Regions from separate parts of the Homo sapiens genome. Here region 2 is linked to region 1. The links are chromatin loops, found by intact Hi-C in ENCODE. Cell type or tissue: GM12878. All regions are shown on one strand. Links, peaks and the distances in the headings refer to the core of each region. The heading gives the core; the rest is flanking DNA. Region 1 overlaps GNA12 (G protein subunit alpha 12). Region 2 has its middle 7.1 kb from the start of GNA12.

Region 1 (2,923 bases), core at 138-2,637:
CTGGCCTAATAAATTTATTTTTAACATTTTATCTAGCATTTTAAATTATTTTCAGCAGGTCTTTAGATAACTAGTCCACTATAACTAGAAGCTGGAAATCATTTTTATCTCATTTTATTTAATTTAAAATTTAACATTTATTTTATTATTTTATTTTGACACAGGGTCTTGCTTTGTCACTGAGGCTGAGGTGCAATGGTGTGATCATGGCTCACTGCAGCCTCAACCTCCCAGGCTCATGGGATCCTCCCACCTCGGCTTCCCGAGTAGTTGGAACTATAGTCACATGCCACCACACCTGGATAATCTTTTTGTATTTTTGGGAGAGAAGGGGTTTTGCCCCGTTGCCCAGGCTGGTCTTGAACTCTGGACTCAAGCAATATGCCTGCCTCACCTACCAAAGGGCTGGGATTACAAGTATCAGCCACCATGCCCAGCCAAGCTGGAAATCTTACAATTACTATATTAGGATAAATTCCTGGGACGATGAATTACTGCCAAAGAATAGAATAACACTTTATGTTTTGACACAAACTGTGGAACTTCCTCACTGTATACTCCTACCTTTTATGTATGATAGTACCTACTTCCTGAGACCCAATCAGCCCAAAGCATTATTCTTTAAAATCACTCCCAACCTAGCTGACAAAGCTATTTCACCATGACTTTAATTTATGTTTCCACAATGAGTGGCATGGATGATGACCCTCTTCCTTCTTTCCTTCGCTTTCTCCTGGGGATGCATCCCTTGTGTACTGATTCGCAAGCGCCCTCTCACTCCTTTAGCATACAGAAAACACCTTTGTTATAGGTTGCAATTTTCCCCAAATTTGTCATTTGACTCTTAATTTATGTTGACTTTTGCCATACAAATGTTAAAAACGTTTATGTATTCAAATCCATCATTATTTTCCTTTAGGGTTTCTGGTCTTGCTGTCACATAAAGTATTTCATTATTAACTCTATTACATCACACATTTTTACCCTGGGCCACTATGTACTGGCTTAAGGATCTATGTTAAAATACTTAACACTTCATTTTTTTCCCCTAGAGGAGTAGATTTTTAGAGGTTTATAAGTATATAATACTCTTCGTGATTAATGAAATGAAGGGGAAAGGCCAACATCACAGGCAGAAACACATTAAGTTTCTCACCAGTGCAGGATCCAAGAATAGCAAATACCTCAGCTTCCTGCTTCTGTATCCTCAGGCAAGAGCCACCCCAGAGGAAAAGCAAGTGTCCCACCCGCTCCAGAGCTGGGATCAGCACCCAAGTAAGCATGAGACTACCCAGGCTACTCTAAATTCTTCTCAAGCCTGTCTGGGTCATTCATTAGCTTTGTCACGTCAGGCAAATTTCTTCAAGTCTCAGACCTCAAACGGTGTCAATATCAAATAGGATTTGGTAGGGGAATTTCTCAGGTCCTTCTGACTGTAACAGTTAAGAAAGCTCTGAATCACACTATGGAAGTTAATTTAGCGTGAAAGGTTAAAAACGGTCACACATATATACAGTACCAAACCAAAACTAAGAAAGTAAATTCTGATGGTTTAATATCTGAAATAACTCTATTTTCTCTAGAAATTATTCACTTATTTCTGACATTGTGACTTATCCTATGAGCTGAAAAGTGATGCGGTCTTCATGTGTAAGTGTATTGTACATGTGCATATACACACACATTTTTCTTCATGTGTAAGTGTATTGTGTATGTGCATACACACACACATTTTTCAGATAAACAAGCTGTGGTACCTCCATACTAGGGAATACTACTCAGAAATAAAAAGGTACAATGGCTCATGCCTGTAATCCCAGCACTTTGGGAGACTGAGGTGGGTGGATCACCTGAGTTCAGGAGTTCAAGACCAGCCTGGCCAACATGGCGAAACCATATCTCTACTAAAAATACGAAAAATAAAAAAATAAATAAAAAATTAGTCAGGTGTGGTGGCGGACGCCTGTAATCCCAGCTACTCGGGAGGCTGAGGCAGGACAATCGCTTGAACCCAGGAGGTGAAGGTTGCAGTGAGCTGAGATCGCACCACTGCACTCCAGCCTGGGTGACACAGCGAGATTCCGTTTAAAAAGAAGGTACACTGGAAAGGGGCGGCATGAGGGAGGCCATGGTGGGAGATGGTTCTGTATTTCGACTGTGGTGTTACACATGTAATACAGTGACACAGTACTACATGCACACGCTCACCAATGCCAGTCTCCTGGTTTTCATCCCGTGCTATAATCCTGTAAGATGTCATCATTGGGGGGAGACCAGGTGACACACACAAGGACTATCTGTGTAACTTCCTGTGAATCTGTAATTAGTTCAAAATGAAAAATTGAAAAAAAGAAAAGGGAGTTGGAAAAAACGGGCGCCTGGCGATAAGACTGGTACGAATCAAAAGATGCTTATTCCCAAAGAAAAATAAAGCAGCAAAGAATGTCAATAGCCAACTAAGAAGAGAATAAATGTAAATGGCCAATAAACATATGAAAAGAACCAATGATTATGAAAAGTTCGACTTACCAAGCTGGCAAAACTTACAGAAAACTAAACGTATAAACATATTATATCTCTGTCTGTCTGTCTATCTATGGAAGACTAAGCATATAGAAGTCTAAAGCCATATAGCTGAGGTATGGGGAAAATCCTCTCATGCACCTGGTAGGGGCTGGTGCGATTTGCTGACTTTAGTTTTCACTAATTAAACACTAATCGAATGCTTGAGAAGTCAGCTAGTCCGTGACCAGCACAGACCGGGACTGATGCTGTCCCTGGGGCAGGTGTCTCTGAGCTGCTATAACCTCTCCCTGCCCCATTCAAGATGGCGACTCTGGGCATCCCCAACCCACCATGCCCATCTCGAGACCTGAAGGAACGATGGGTGATGGCCTTCATGGGGAGACTGGGGACTCTGGGT
Region 2 (2,923 bases), core at 164-2,663, 66 kb after region 1:
ACTTTATATCGCCATCATTGTCACCACCATCACTATCACCATTGTCACATCACTGTCACCATCACCATCGTGATCATCATAATCATCATCACCACCATCACTATCACCAACACCAGCACCATCATCATCATCACCACCACCATCACTGTCACCATCATCACCACCATCACTATCAGCATCATCACCATCACCATCATCACCACCACCACCATCATCATCACCACCTTCGCTATCACCATCACTATAATTACCACCATCACTATCACTATCACCATCATCACCACCACCACCATCATCACCACCATCACTATCGCCACCACCATAATCACCACCATCACTATCAGCATCATCACCATCACCATCATTGCCACCATCACTATCACCATCACCATCATCGTCACCATCACTGTCACCATCACCATCAGATCATCATAATCATCATCACCACCATCACTATCACCAACACCAACACCATCATCATCATCACCACCATCACTGTCACCATCATCACCACCATCACTATCACCAATACCAACACCATCATCACGACCATCACTATCAGCATCATCACCATCACCATCATCACCACCACCATCACCACCATCACTATCATCATCACTATAATCACCACCATCACTATCACCATCACATCATAACCACCACCACCACCACCATCACTATCACTATCACCCTATCACCACCATCATTATCACCATCACCATCACCATCACCATCATTATCACCATCACCATCATCACCATCACTATCACCATCACCACCACCATCAACATCACCACCATCACTATCACCACCATCACTATCATCACCACCATCACCATCATCATATCACCACCATCACTATCAGCATCACTATCACCATCTTCATCATCACCACCATCACTATCACCATGGTTCCACCTTAGAAGAATTGTCAATGGCATAAAAAGACATTGTATTTGGCTGGGGACAGTGGCTCATGCCTGTAATCCCAGCATTTTGGGAGGCTGAGGCAGGTGAATCACCTGAGGTCAGGAGTTCAAGACCAGCCAGGTCAACATGGTGAAACCTTCTCTCTACTAAAAATACAAAAATTAGCCGGGTGTGGTGGTGCACGCCTGTAATCACTGCTACTCATGAGGCTGAGGCAGGAGAATTGCTTGAACCCAGGAGATGGAGGTTGCAGTGAGCCAAGATCATGCCACTGCACTCCAACCTGGGTGACACAGTGAGAATCTGTCTCAAAAAAAAAAAAAAGAAAAAAAAGAAAAGAAAAAGAAAGAAAAGAAAAGACATTGTACAACAACAGCAAATCATAATTTTAAAAAATTAATGGAAGAGGGAATGGTAAACATTGATAACAAAACAAGAGACCTAGAAGATTAAAAAAAAAAAAAATCTCAAAACCCAGAGAACAAGTATAAAGAGATGGGAATTATAAGAGGAAGGGCAGGACAGTTAGAGGAGAGATCCAGGAGTTCTAATATGTGAACTGTGAGTTCCAAGAGGAAGGGGAAAGAGATGGAGAGGAGGAAATATTTAAAGAAATAATAGATTCCCTTTTCTGACAGTATAGTGAGCAAAACACTCAGATCAACCCTCCTGCAGCAACAATTTAAAATGCTGTACAAACCACACAGAAGGTTTTTTTTTTTGTTTTTTTTTTTAAGTGTTACTGAGCTGAGTAAGAAAGCCTCAGAGGCTAAAATCAAAGTGAAAGCAGAAATTCAGAGTTAAACTGACACACTGTGAGGCCTCTAGCTGCCTCAGGGGCATCTGCAGAACCCTTGTAAATCTGACCTTCTGGCCGGCACAGTGGCTCACACCTGTAATCCCAGCATTTTGGGAGGTTGAGGTGGGTGGATACCTGAGGTCAGAAGTTCGAGACCAGCCTGACCAATATAGTGAAACCCTCTCTAATAAAAATACAAAAATTAGCCAGGTGTGGTGGCACATGCCTGTAATCCCAGCTACTCAGGAGGCTGAGGCAGGAGAATCACTTGAACCTGGGAGGCAGATATTGCAGTGAGCCGAGATCGCACCGCTGCACTCCAGCCTGGGTAGCAAAGTGAGACTCCATCTCAAAAAATAAACAAAAAATAAAAATAAACAAAGACCAGCTATATGCTTATAAGAGACACACCACACTTTGGGAGGATGAGGTGGGCGGATCACAAGGTCACGAGATAGAGACCATCCTGGCCAACATGGTGAAACCCCATCTCTACTAAAAATATTTTTAAAAAATGAGCTGGGCGTGGTGGTGCGTGCCTGTAATCCCAGCTACTCAAGAGGCTGAGGCAGGAGAATAGCCTGAACCAGGGAGTTGGAGGTTGCAGTGAGCCGAGATTGTGCCACTGCACTCCAGCCTGGTGACACAGTGGGACTCTGTCTAAAAAAAATAATAATAATAAAATAAATAAATAAAATAAATAAAAAAAGAGACACACCCATTAAGGACCCAGAAAAGATCAAAGATCAAAGTAAAAGAATGGAGAAAGATTTACCACGCAAGTATTAACCATAATAAGTATAGCATATCAATATTAATAGAAGGCAAAATAGATTTTAAGCCTAAAAGAATTAGAATTACTAGTGATAGAGAGGGTCATATATGCAATAAAAGCAAGGTATAACCATTCTAAACTTGTATGCACCTAATAATATAGCCTCAAATATTTAAGGCCAGGCTGGCTGCAGTGGCTTATGCCTATAATCCTAGCATTTTGGGAGGCCAAGGCAGGAAGATTGCTTGAGTTCAGGAGTTCCAGACCAGCCCAGGTAATATAGTGACACCCTGTCTCTACAAAAATTTAAAAAATTAGCCAAGCATAGTGGTACATGGCTATTTCCCAGTTACTTGGGTGGCTGAAGGGGCATGATCACTTGAACTGGAGAGGCTGAGGCTGCAGTGAGCCATGATTGT

What was found. A loop is a pair of places that touch in the nucleus more often than their neighbours do. Peaks named below come from ENCODE experiments on the same cell type or tissue, not always from the same donor. Only the 100,000 strongest peaks of a DNase experiment are listed, where the experiment ranks them.
Region 2: it touches region 1 in a loop (4-fold over the local background); 7 of 110 quality-filtered maps call a loop at or near these places.

The regions. Positions count from the first base shown.
Region 1 is chr7:2,783,979-2,786,901 of GRCh38, forward strand. All of the region lies in intron 2 of GNA12 (G protein subunit alpha 12), which reads right to left. Among named protein-coding and RNA genes, the nearest start is that of GNA12, 59 kb to the right of the region's middle. In GM12878, for the core only: no CTCF peak of the experiment used is centred there; a DNase peak (open chromatin) is centred at 1,383.
Region 2 is chr7:2,849,934-2,852,856 of GRCh38, forward strand. No RefSeq gene overlaps it. Among named protein-coding and RNA genes, the nearest start is that of GNA12, 7.1 kb to the left of the region's middle. RefSeq lists a silencer at 1,706-1,825. In GM12878, for the core only: no CTCF peak of the experiment used is centred there; a DNase peak (open chromatin) is centred at 1,718; H3K27ac peaks cover 392 bases.